Regions from separate parts of the Homo sapiens genome. Here regions 2, 3 and 4 are each linked to region 1. Evidence: chromatin contacts called from ENCODE Hi-C or POLR2A ChIA-PET data. All regions are on one chromosome and are shown on one strand. The core of a region is the stretch at or near the end of the contact, and the rest is flanking DNA. Distances in the headings are between cores, read along the strand shown.

Region 1 (2,700 bases), core at 138-2,637:
TTATGTAAAAATCATTTCCACAATAAAGAAGGGCCTAAAATAGTCATGGTCTTATTATAGTTCTTGTAATAGGTGTTCCTCTGTAAAAGTACTTGGTGGGTTTTATTAACTCCGAATTTAAAGTTCATTATATAATATTTATATCTGAGTTATTTACCTTGGGGTTTTCCAGCTTGTAGTACATTACTGATGTCACAATAAGCATATGACATCAAAAAATATATATAAGGGACTTTTTGCAAAACCTTTGTTGGGTAAGAGCTAATTTCCACAGTAAAAACAGACACCAAAGTTAAAACAACTAGAACGCTTTGATTCAAGAAGCTAGTTAAAAGCTAATAAAATTCAATACATGGTTTTCAAGGTAGTTTATTTGACCTAGTTTCGTCCAATGTCTGAACAGATCAGATTTCAGCAATAAAATTACCTTACTTTCAGGGAACTGATGAATACTTGCAAAACAGTGCCCTTCTAAGCAGCTATATTAATATATTCTATTTTCTCGACCCGGTCCCACCTCCACCTGTAGCATGACTTGAAGAACCGTGAACAAGAAATTAGACAGGTTTATATCCTAAGAGTAGGCTCGTTTACATTAGATGGTTTTCAGGACTGTCAGGGCAGAAATGGGGTAAGGGTGTCTCTTTCCCAACCATAGATGGGTAGAAGAAAGTGTACAGGCTGATGGTGCAGAACCCTCTTACCTCCAGTTTCTGTAATTCCCACACGCATAGGGGAACCGCAACCACTATTGACACCAGGTAGATGACCGCTACTAAAGGTCGAATCCACTGTCTCCAGTTCCTCCAGGTACAAGTGCAAGGCATGTTTTCGCACAAATCAGATCCGGTTAGCAAGGGAAAAGATCTCGAAAAGATTGTAATGGGGAGCCCTGTTCTCTGGCTGTTTTGTCAACTCGCATACTACGGAGAAAAAGCTGTCGGGCGACTTTACGAACAGCTCGAGCCGCCTCCTGGACCGGCGCTGTGTCTTCTGCTGCTGCTGCTTCTGCAAATGTAGCCTCTCAGGGTGCTATTGGCGAGCAGTGCAGGCAACATCCTTTCTTCTCCACCCCGCATCTACCCGGTTGTACTGCGGTGGAATCCCAGGCAGAGCCGCTGCCCTCACCTGGGGATCGCCCTGAGCTCTGCCTGTACCATGGCTTCCAGGAGAGCAGCACAGACCAGGAACCGGCCTCTAGGGACCCTGCACACTCCGGTTCTGTCTCGCAGCTGCCTGCCCACTCGCTCTTTTCTTTGGGGATCGAGCTTCCTACCTCCCGCACTGGCAGGCGTCTCTTCAGTCGATTCCGCTAGTAGGTAAGGCCCCAGGATCTCCTCATTCTTTCGCACGGGACCTCCCCTACAGCGGAACCCAAGGCCAAACCAAGACTTTCAGCTCTTTTCCGCTTCCGCCCCTGCTGTCTGAGGCAGGTGATTCGTCGTCAGCGCCAAACTGGGCCCGCCCCATCCGACTCACTTTGCGCCCTCTGATTGGTCAGCTGTGGGGGCGGGGCTGCAGGATTGCGTACTGGGGTTAGAAAGAAGAGCAGGTGCGTGGAAGTGGGTGGAATTGCCGCAGATGGTCCAGCGGGCTATTGCAAGGATTCTGGAAGCTGCGGGAATTATTTGAGGACACTTGAAGCACACCTACTACATTCTTCTGCTGGCGTTATTCCAGTTTAAAGAAAGCTTGGGTAAGGGGCGGTTACTTCAGAGTTGGACTGGAAGAGAGAAGGCCCATCTCTACACAAAACATCCCCTATTCAATCTAGAGTGGATACAGAAGCCCGCTGGAGTAAGAAGACAAGGAAGAATGGGAAACCTCCACCTAGTTTTCTGTCAGTTGCTAGAATCTAGGGGCTAGGCCGCTTGGTTATTTCTGGATCCTACAGAAGGATCATTCTAAAGGTAGCTTCATTTTAGAATTAACCGCAAATAGGGAATGTCCCTTCTACATTTGGAACTTGTGTTAAAAATTTGCACTCATTTAAGTTTTAAAAAGTTGACATTCCATCTGACAAAGGAGTTTCATATGCTTAAAGCCTTTAGCTAAACCAATAGAGTAAACAAATATCTACTACTCAATTACATATACAAATGCGTTTTATATTGTAATTGTAATTTTCAGGGGGACAGGCACTGTACTAAGTTCATTACCTACATTATGTAAGTTGTTCTGCACAAAAATTTTGAGAGGTAGGCATTTTTCCACTTTACAGATAAAAAAGTCAAGTGGCTGATAAATTTGCCCAGGCTCACTGAGCTAGTTAAGTGGTAGTGTGGAGATAGCAACCTTGGTCTTTGTGACTCCAAAGGGCATTATATTTAAGCATTTGACCTGCTAGTACCTGCCACCTGGGGAATTTCCGCCTAATGACCATACGGATAAGGAGGCTTGTAACATTGAGTACACCTAGCCCAGGAGTCTCACAGAGACACCTAAGGAATATTATGAGCCCCTTTTTTGGTATCGTCTGTTTGGACTTGACTTCACTGCCTACTTCTCAGTTGTTAACATTTGTATTTTACAACCTGACCCAAACTACTTTCTACCGGAAAAATAGGCCTTATGTTTGTTCTTCCTAAGCTTACTTTAAAAATGGAAATTAAGGCTGGGTGCAGGGGCTCATGCCTGTAATCCCAGCAGTTTGGGAGGCGGAGGTGGGCGGATCATGAGGTCAGGAAATCGAGACTATCC
Region 2 (2,700 bases), core at 104-2,603, 7.8 Mb before region 1:
AGCCCTCAGGGAGATAGTTTATTCAGAAAATAGTTTTGCTTAGCTAAGATAAGAATGCGATTATAGAGGAAAAAGTGAGAGAATGTTTTACAGTGGAAAGGAGGTTCCAGGAGCATGAGGTGAACCTGGAAGGGTTCAACAGTAGTGCCATGAGTTAATAGAAAATAGGGAGCATTTTCTATTCTGGGTATGTGTGTGTAGAGGTGGTGTACATTTTCAGCTTCATAAATGGATACAGATGAGTGGACATATATATATAATATATTATATAATATATATTATATATATAATATATTATATAATATATATAATATAATATATATATACTATTAGTTCTGTCCATCTAGAGAACCCTGATTAATACAGCATTGTATTTTACTAAATTTCTTATTTCTTGTTATGCACATTTAGTTTTTCAATACATTGATTTATTAAATTTCTATCTCAATGTGATTTGTTTATACAAAATTGAATTAGTGAAATATTAACATATTTTAGAGATGTGGAAAAAATACCAGGTATGAGTTTAATTACTAGTCAATGAATTCATTCAGATAATTCAACTAGGATTAAGCTTTTTAAAAATTAAAAATAGTAAAAATTCATATTATTTTAAAGACTTTCAATAAACGTTTTTGGTTTTTATTTGCTTTAAGAATTTCCTATGCGAATTAAATGATGTTGATTTTGTTTACTTTAGTAGCACATGCTCTTTTAGCCTAGTGGATCATTTTGTTTGGTTTGATTGGAATAAGATTACTCACTAAGTATACAAAGAGGGGGAGTTTTACATTCAAGTAAGATGTCAAATGGGCTTTCAGTTGTGTCCACAAGAGCTGAGGTCTCTCCAGGCCCTTTGCGGCTTAGTTGCATGAAGAGCATATCTAATATCGAATACAATTCCAGGCACTCTTCCAAGTGTTCCACTTGTATTATTTCATTCAATTTTACAGCAACCTTTCAGGTGTCTATTATTAGTACACTTTTGTTTTCCCCCAGAAGAAGAAACTGAGTCATAAAGACCTTAACTTGGGACAATCACGTGTGTAGGAAAGGGGTACCAGGATTCAAACCTGCAGTCGGAAACAGGGTTCTGCAAACTCACTACCGTACTATTCTGTCCCATCCACTGACACCGTACTTCGATTCAGAGAACTTCACGTCCTAACTGTGGCAAAACGACGAATGTGCTTTATTTGCAACACGTGCAGATAAGGACCCTTACTCTATTGGCAAGAGTAAGGCTATCTGGGTGGGAGTTGGGCGGGTCCTGTCTCCTAGGCAACAGCACATGCACACAAGCGACCAATAATGAGCCCCTCTCCAAAGACCCAGGAAGGTGATGTCACTTCCTTCGTCTGGGTGGTTGCCCCAGCGACACGTTGGGCCGAAGAGCGGTGTTGGGTACCCGAGAGACCCGGCGGTGGGGAAGTCACTTCCTCCCGAAGACGCTGTTTCCTAGCAACCGCCCTCCGCCTCTGTTATTAGCCCCTCCTCCTCGCTCGGTCCAGGACCGGCTCTGCGGGCGCCGCCAGGCCCAGACCAAGGTGAGCAGCTCCTACCCGATGCTTGGCTCTTGATTCTCAGGGTCGCGGAGAACTGGCCGCGGGCGTCCGGGGCCGGGAACAGAAAGCGGGACCTGGGGGCCATGGGGGATCCGGACAGAGACCGCGCTTGGACGTGCACGGGCCTGGCGTTCGCTGGTGCTCAGCATACGGCGCGGTGAGGAGCGGCGAGCACCCGGACGTCACCTGGCCTGGTAGGGAACGGAACCCGGGGCGCACAACGCTATGGGCGGCCCTGCCAGGCCTCTGCTCCGAGTACGGGAAACCGCGATTTTAATGCGGCTCATCGCGAAAGCTTCGTCGTTTTGTCTGGCTCTCTTTAACACTTTTGTGAGAGGAAAAATTGGCTTGCAATACATCTCGCTGGCTGTTTGCGGGTTAGCATTACGATCTTTTTCTTTGAATAGCGCTGTATGCAAATATATAGATACATTTTTTTTTTGGTGGTGGTGCTCATAATTTTTACGCCGACGATCCTTTTGATGGCCTTTTAAATAAGACGTGACTTATTTTGAAGGCAATGTTATACTTTAGAAGAGAGGTGAAAAATAAGGTGTTCTATTTTAATTGGCAGCATTTTGTCGTATTAACTTGTAATCATTTATTTGCAGACTTTTTAAGTAGTTGCAAAACTATTTTAGGATAACTTCCATTTGAATTTTTTTAAACAAGCTTGTTATGAGAATTTGCTATTTCTTTACAAGAACCTTTTTAAGTGAAGATGTAGCCCAATGTTCATATCAGATGCTTTTCTTTGACCTTTGTGGGGAGAGTAGAATCAAATGTAATAAAATAAATTCTGAAGCATGCGAAGTCTGATTTGTTTTGTATATTTCAGCTACTATCAGAAGTTGAATTCTAATAATTAGCTATTTTATAAAGGTAACGAGAAAAAATACACTATGTCTGATGAAGTTTTTAGCACCACTTTGGCATATACAAAGAGTCCAAAAGTTACCAAAAGAACTACTTTCCAGGTAAAGTATTTTTATTTGGAATCATTTCACAGTGTAAACACTGTATTAGATGGGTTGAAATTGGTGATTCTAGAACAGTCCTATATAAAGCAGGGGTAAATCTTATATTACTTTTGAGGTTTTGCACATGATCATGTTTGGGCTCCATCCAGTATTAC
Region 3 (2,700 bases), core at 148-2,647, 6.4 Mb after region 1:
TATAACAAAGTGTCCTTTTTCTTGTTAAATGTTAAACTCTATCCTTTCGATAGTTAAGCACATTCTAAGCCTTATGAAACGTTAAGCACATATTATTCCAAATGAAGCGGGTGATCCTTAACGCATTTATTGGCACTAACGATTCTAAAAATGTAAACGTCAAAAAAATTTACCCTAAAAGACAAACTAGTCTTCTTTTCCCACTAAGAAAAAAGTTTCTCCAATGATAAAGTATTCTGCACCTCATTAAAACAAATGAATCATGTATCATTAGCAAAAACAAAAAAATCATTAATAAGAGCATTATTTAGCCAGTTTATATCACTTTTTTGAGCTATATATTCAGATGACCTGACGCTGCCAACACCTTAAGTATAACAAGTTTAATTTTTCCTATGTAATATGTAAACAAAACATCTAACAGTCAACAAATAACACTATTTATTAACTACAAAGTCAAAACATTCTGAAGATATTTAAGGTATTAGTTGCTCTGACTTTAACAAATGCTCTTCCCTCTACACGCAGTGAGCATGTAATTTTAACGGGGTTCAAATTTACGTTTAAGAGTATGTTTAATTTTCATCATTTAGTTGAAATACAAGATTTTTCTAAACTGAAGTTTTCTGAACTGAATGCTCAATTAAAAAAAAAACAAAACAGGTGGTAAGCAGTACGGTAGCAACTGAAAAATAGCCAGATTTAATAGGTGGTTATTTCGGTAACGTAACGCCCAGACCACTAAGGCACCATTCCAATATGTAAAATGACAAAATCTAGAGGGCGTGCTGCCCTGGCCAAAGAACCTCAGAAAATAATCACGAGGTGATCATGCGGATTAACTTTCTGCGTCCTCAGAGATATCCTCTGAATCCTCTGATAAAGTTAAATCTCATTTTTTTTTCCCTCCAGTTTGTTCTGCACGCTCAAAAGAGTGAATCTTCTTCTCAGCCTTATACGGGTTCAAGCCCTTTTCCGGTAACACTCCAACTTCTTGCATGCACTGCGTGTGTCACCAAATGAGGAAACAGGCACGGGGCACTGCGGCTTTAGGAGTCCAGCCTGGAGCTGGAGGACCCAGTGGGGCGGAGGGGCGTCCAGGGGAGAAGCGGCGGAGGTGCCAGGCGGCTCGGGGACCCGCAACGGGGACCCGCAACCGTCACCCGCCCGCGGGACACCCTACCTCGTGCGCGCTCCGGGCAAACCTCGCTCACTTTCGCCGGGAGACCGGACTCACTCAGGGGGCCGAGGGACAGGGAATGGCGTGAGGCCCACCCGCGACAGCAGTAAATCCAACTCGTGGACCAGGACTCCGGGAAAGAAGGTACTAACAGCCAGGGAGGCTGACAGCCGATTCCGGACACTAGGAGACGGACCGGACGTCCTTTTACGACAGCAGCGCCTTACGGCTGACGTCATAGGACGGGAGCCGCCCACCTCTGTTCGCTCCGCCCCTTCCCCGCCCACTCCTGCGGGGGCCAATGCCCCATTCCTAAGCAGAGGATCTGCAGAAAAGGAAGGGAATGCGAGGGAAAATAGGGAAGCAGAAGGAGGGAAAGCAGGGGAAGGCCCCCTCAGTTTTACTTTTTTAGAAAAAGGAGAAATCTAAAAGGAAGAGGAAAATGAACTCACAGACTTGGTACTGGATCAATTGACTCAAACAGCAAATTCATGTTGAATTCTGTTGGAAACCTTTCCCCACCTCTACATCTTGCGTGCCTCACATCCCACCTTTTCTTGGTTGCTGCGCAAACTGTGCCTTCAGTTGCCTGATGAACTTCCGTACCAGCCTCCCCTGTCTCTTATTTCTGTTATGCCCTCTGGATTCCATTCCTTTGTGAACAAATCATCCCACATTCTCTACCTCTAATGTGTAATCTGCCTGCTTTTAACTGAAACCTGATGATCCTCCCCCTGCATCAGAATCTCCTTCCGATCAAGCACCTCCACCTTTGCATAGCCGACCAAGCTGGGTTTCCTAATCTCTTTCGGAGCTCTGCCGCACTTAGGATTCAGTACCAGGCCTATTCCTGTGCTTTTCCTGCCCTCCCCCTGCAGGAGATAAAAGCCTCTTTATTTGGACCAAAGAGGCCTTCTGGAATTTACTCTTAGATTTTGATAGCCAATTAACCATCTCAGCCTTTTGCTATTTTCAAAGAATCAATTTTACTTAGCAATAACAGTCAATGCCACTGTCATTAAGGTTACTATTTCCCTCATAGTTCTCAAATGCCTGATACATTTTACCTACTCGTATATAAATTAGAATACCACCCCAGTTACGTTAGAATACCACCCCAGTTTCATTACTGATGAAAGTTGTAACTATTGCACTGTTACCTTGTGCCGAGGTCTGTGTGTCCTACACCTACCACCGAGGGGGTCCTCATTGATAGTCACATGGCCTGTGATTCGAATCATAAATCCCATCTTAGCCTAACTTGAACCACTCCTGACACCAACTGTTTTAGGTTGGCTTCCCCAGGAAGCATACTCTGAGTCAGAGAAGAGTATAATGAGTATGTTAGGGAATGCTTTGGGGAACAACATCTGCAGGAGAAATGGAAGCAGGATTGAGCAGAGGGAAGAGTTGACCTGCAGTGACGTCTCAGTGAAGGCCTCGTTTTGAATCTGGGATATCCCTTCAGAGTTGTCTTGAGTTAGGGGAACTGGGCTGGACCTTTATACACCTATGACATT
Region 4 (2,700 bases), core at 132-2,631, 7.1 Mb after region 1:
ACCTACATAGGTATCAAATATTCGCTGCAATTCACACTTCCCAGTCATCTGTCGTAATAGCCATTTCATCCAAAATCGAAAAAAGTGCCCATAGAAGAACTCCCACAAAGAAATAAACATTTTTTTTTCCTGGAGGAGGGAAACATACAAGACAAGCTTAATGACCTTAAACTGAATTTTAAAATTTAAAAAGTTTATACAACTGATCAAATCTCAAATTATGTATCTATCATTTCATTGTGTCTGTTTTGACAGTTTAATTAGGCATTTAAAAACAATGGCAGGTGTAATATATACCGCTATTAATTGATGATCAAATGGCCAATTAATCACTTTTTCAAAACTAAAATTCAAACAATGTACTCAAACTATTCAATGGCTTGAAAGAGTAACAGAATGGTTTGCACTTTTTGCTAAATAATTGTATTTCATATCTTAGTTTCCTAACTTCCCATTCTTTGAGAACTGGGGCTCAACAGTTCAAGATCAAGAGGACTCCAACTAATCAACAATTAAAATATATACCAAAACATCAGAGTTGTTTTTATAGAATACACTCTTCTTATCCCATGTGGATAATTCGTTACAACTGTCCCAGTCAGGTGATGCCAGCAAATAAAAACACTACAAACTTAAGTATACAAGTTGAACACTGAGTATATAACACCTTAGCTCATTCTTGATTTTCCATTCAATAGGTCAAGGGCAGAAATACTAACAAGTTTTTGTTTTGCTAAGTACACACTCGATACAACTATATCTTATGCCATAAGAAAATTCTTCAGCTTCTAAATGAAAAAGTCAGGGAGATACTAGTGAGAGGGAGATACTTAAAAACAAAATTGCTCGTCTCCTTCCTGCCTTAAACATTCCCACAGACACGTCACCTCTGGACTAGGGCCTGAGGAGGGACTGTCGAAGTTCGAAGTACCCGCAGGTCAGTGCAGAAAGAGCGCATAGCACAGCTGGGTTGATCATTATCTTGAAAATCAAGCCATCTAGTCCGCGCTCATTAGGACAAAAGCGCAGAACTGCCGAGCAGAGGGGATGCACGCGTAGCGGCGCCTGAGCACCCCAGGGCTCTGGGCGTCTCTGCGCCGACCCCCCTCGCGCGCCGCCCGCGAATGGGAGGGCAGGGCTCGCACAAAGACCCGCCGGCCCAGGCGCCCCCGGGTTCCCGCAGAACCCCGCGGGGCTCGCGAGCCCGCGCGCTCTCAGTGCAGCCGCACCGAGGCATCCGGGGCAAGAGGAAAAGAAACAGCAGCCACCTCACAGGAGCGGAAGAACTAGGGGGAGCAGGAGCTGCCTCGGTTTCCCCACTGCAAACAGCCGGCAACGGAAACGACGGAACACTCCCTTCAAGCACCGCGACCCGGAAGTCAGGGAGCGAGGCCGCGGACCCGCCTTCCCAGGGCCACTGCCCGCCCCGCCCCTCCGGCCTCTTCCGATTGGCCCGCGCTCCACCTATTGCTAACGCTGGAGAGAGGTCGAGCTGAGTGGCCCAGGCGCGAGGGCTCAGATACTAGGGACGCCCAGACGGTTTCCCTGGCAACGGCGGCCAGGAGCCCCGCCCCGCGCCGGAGTAGCGCCTCCTAGCGCTGCGCTGGAGACTTTTCCCTCCTTGAACCTCAGGTCCTTAGCGCGGGTTGACACCTTGTACTATTCCTAGGCTCCAAGCGCGGAAGAAACCCTGTGCTTACGGTAACTTATAGTGCCTTAGTTACAAAAGCGCTTTCATCTGCATTGAATCTTAATTCTGTGAAGTAATTATGAATAACTCCACTTTATGCACGAGAAAAGGGAACCGGCTACTTGACTGTGGCCAATACGTGGCAGATGAGGAAAGTCCATGTGTTGAGAAACGAAGTTTGGACTTTATCCTATAATACTATAGGTCTAAAAGTTAATTTATCAAATGTTTATTCCCTAACTGGTTGTTTTTGTTGAAAAAGTAATTTCGTGATTACTTTTTAAAAACCTCAAGCAGTAAGTTTCTTAATTCAACAAGTATTTGTTGATTGTTAGCACAGGCAGTGTTCCAAAAGGCAGTCAAACACGAAACAAACAGCCAAATATTTAATATGTCAGATGCTACTAAATGTTAAGGGTATAGGGGTTGTTAGCTAAGGGGTAATGGGGAGTCTGTGGGGGAAGTCATTGCATACAGTGTGGTCAAGGAAGTCTCATTATTAACGTGGCATTTTGGCCTCATTGAACGAAGTAAGGGAGTTTACTGTGGGAGTATCTGGAGGGAGAGTGATCCAGGCACCAGAATGACAAGTGCAAAGACCTTGAATTGGGAGGGTTTTTGAAATGTTGGAGGAAGAGCAAGAAGGCCGGGGTGGCTGGAGGAGAAAGAGCAAGGGGGAGAGTAGAATATAAATACAAAGGACAACTGATACTGAAAACAAATTTCCCCATCCACCCAAAACTCCTGATACCTCCGTCACCTTGCTCAGAAGCAACCAGTATTACTTTCTTGTTTCTAATTCCAAAAATATTATATGCAAGTGTATATATGTATATTCCTTCCAACTCCTTGAATTGAAGCAAGTGATACATACTTTCCCACATCTCAACCAGCGTTTAAAAAATGGACTAATTGTAGAACACTAGCCATGTGCAGGGTGCATAAGCCGTCATCCCTGTCCCATACCAACAATGAACTTGGTAATGAAGTCTGGATAGACACTACAATAG

What was found. Hi-C counts contacts between places; a loop is a spot of excess contacts on that map. ChIA-PET counts read pairs that join two places held with the same protein, here RNA polymerase II (POLR2A). Pooled maps may share reads with other maps.
Region 2: a pooled map shows a loop between it and region 1 (28-fold over the local background). The contact joins the promoter of MAP9 here to the promoter of TMEM184C in region 1. A Hi-C loop is called at or near these places in 6 of 50 pooled maps.
Region 3: a loop to region 1 is called in a map of B cell, with 24 times the contacts of the local background. The contact joins the promoter of ZNF330 here to the promoter of TMEM184C in region 1. A Hi-C loop is called at or near these places in 3 of 168 maps with a recorded cell type or tissue (B cell, CD8-positive, alpha-beta T cell and naive thymus-derived CD4-positive, alpha-beta T cell) and 8 of 50 pooled maps.
Region 4: a map of naive thymus-derived CD4-positive, alpha-beta T cell shows a loop between it and region 1 (24-fold over the local background). The contact joins the promoter of ELMOD2 here to the promoter of TMEM184C in region 1. A Hi-C loop is called at or near these places in 2 of 168 maps with a recorded cell type or tissue (both naive thymus-derived CD4-positive, alpha-beta T cell) and 5 of 50 pooled maps. POLR2A ChIA-PET finds 5 or more read pairs at or near these places in 1 of 52 experiments (activated T-cell).

Annotation. Positions count from the first base shown.
Region 1 is chr4:147,616,084-147,618,783 of GRCh38, reverse strand. It overlaps TMEM184C (transmembrane protein 184C), which reads right to left and starts at 1,387. Exons shown (of 10, transcript NM_018241.3): 1 at 705-1,387. The coding sequence starts at 827. It overlaps TMEM184C-DT (TMEM184C divergent transcript), which reads left to right and starts at 1,539. Exons shown (of 2, transcript NR_186679.1): 1 at 1,539-1,696. RefSeq lists enhancers at 968-1,017, 1,048-1,167.
Region 2 is chr4:155,375,618-155,378,317 of GRCh38, reverse strand. It overlaps MAP9 (microtubule associated protein 9), which reads left to right and starts at 1,353. Exons shown (of 14, transcript NM_001039580.2): 1 at 1,353-1,547; 2 at 2,404-2,542. The coding sequence starts at 2,468. RefSeq lists an enhancer at 1,471-1,900.
Region 3 is chr4:141,219,592-141,222,291 of GRCh38, reverse strand. It overlaps ZNF330 (zinc finger protein 330), which reads right to left and starts at 1,397. Exons shown (of 10, transcript NM_014487.6): 1 at 1,184-1,397. RefSeq lists enhancers at 601-1,105, 1,106-1,612.
Region 4 is chr4:140,522,849-140,525,548 of GRCh38, reverse strand. It overlaps ELMOD2 (ELMO domain containing 2), which reads right to left and starts at 1,381. Exons shown (of 9, transcript NM_153702.4): 1 at 1,269-1,381; 2 at 1-129. The coding sequence starts at 120. RefSeq lists silencers at 1,020-1,139, 1,330-1,679.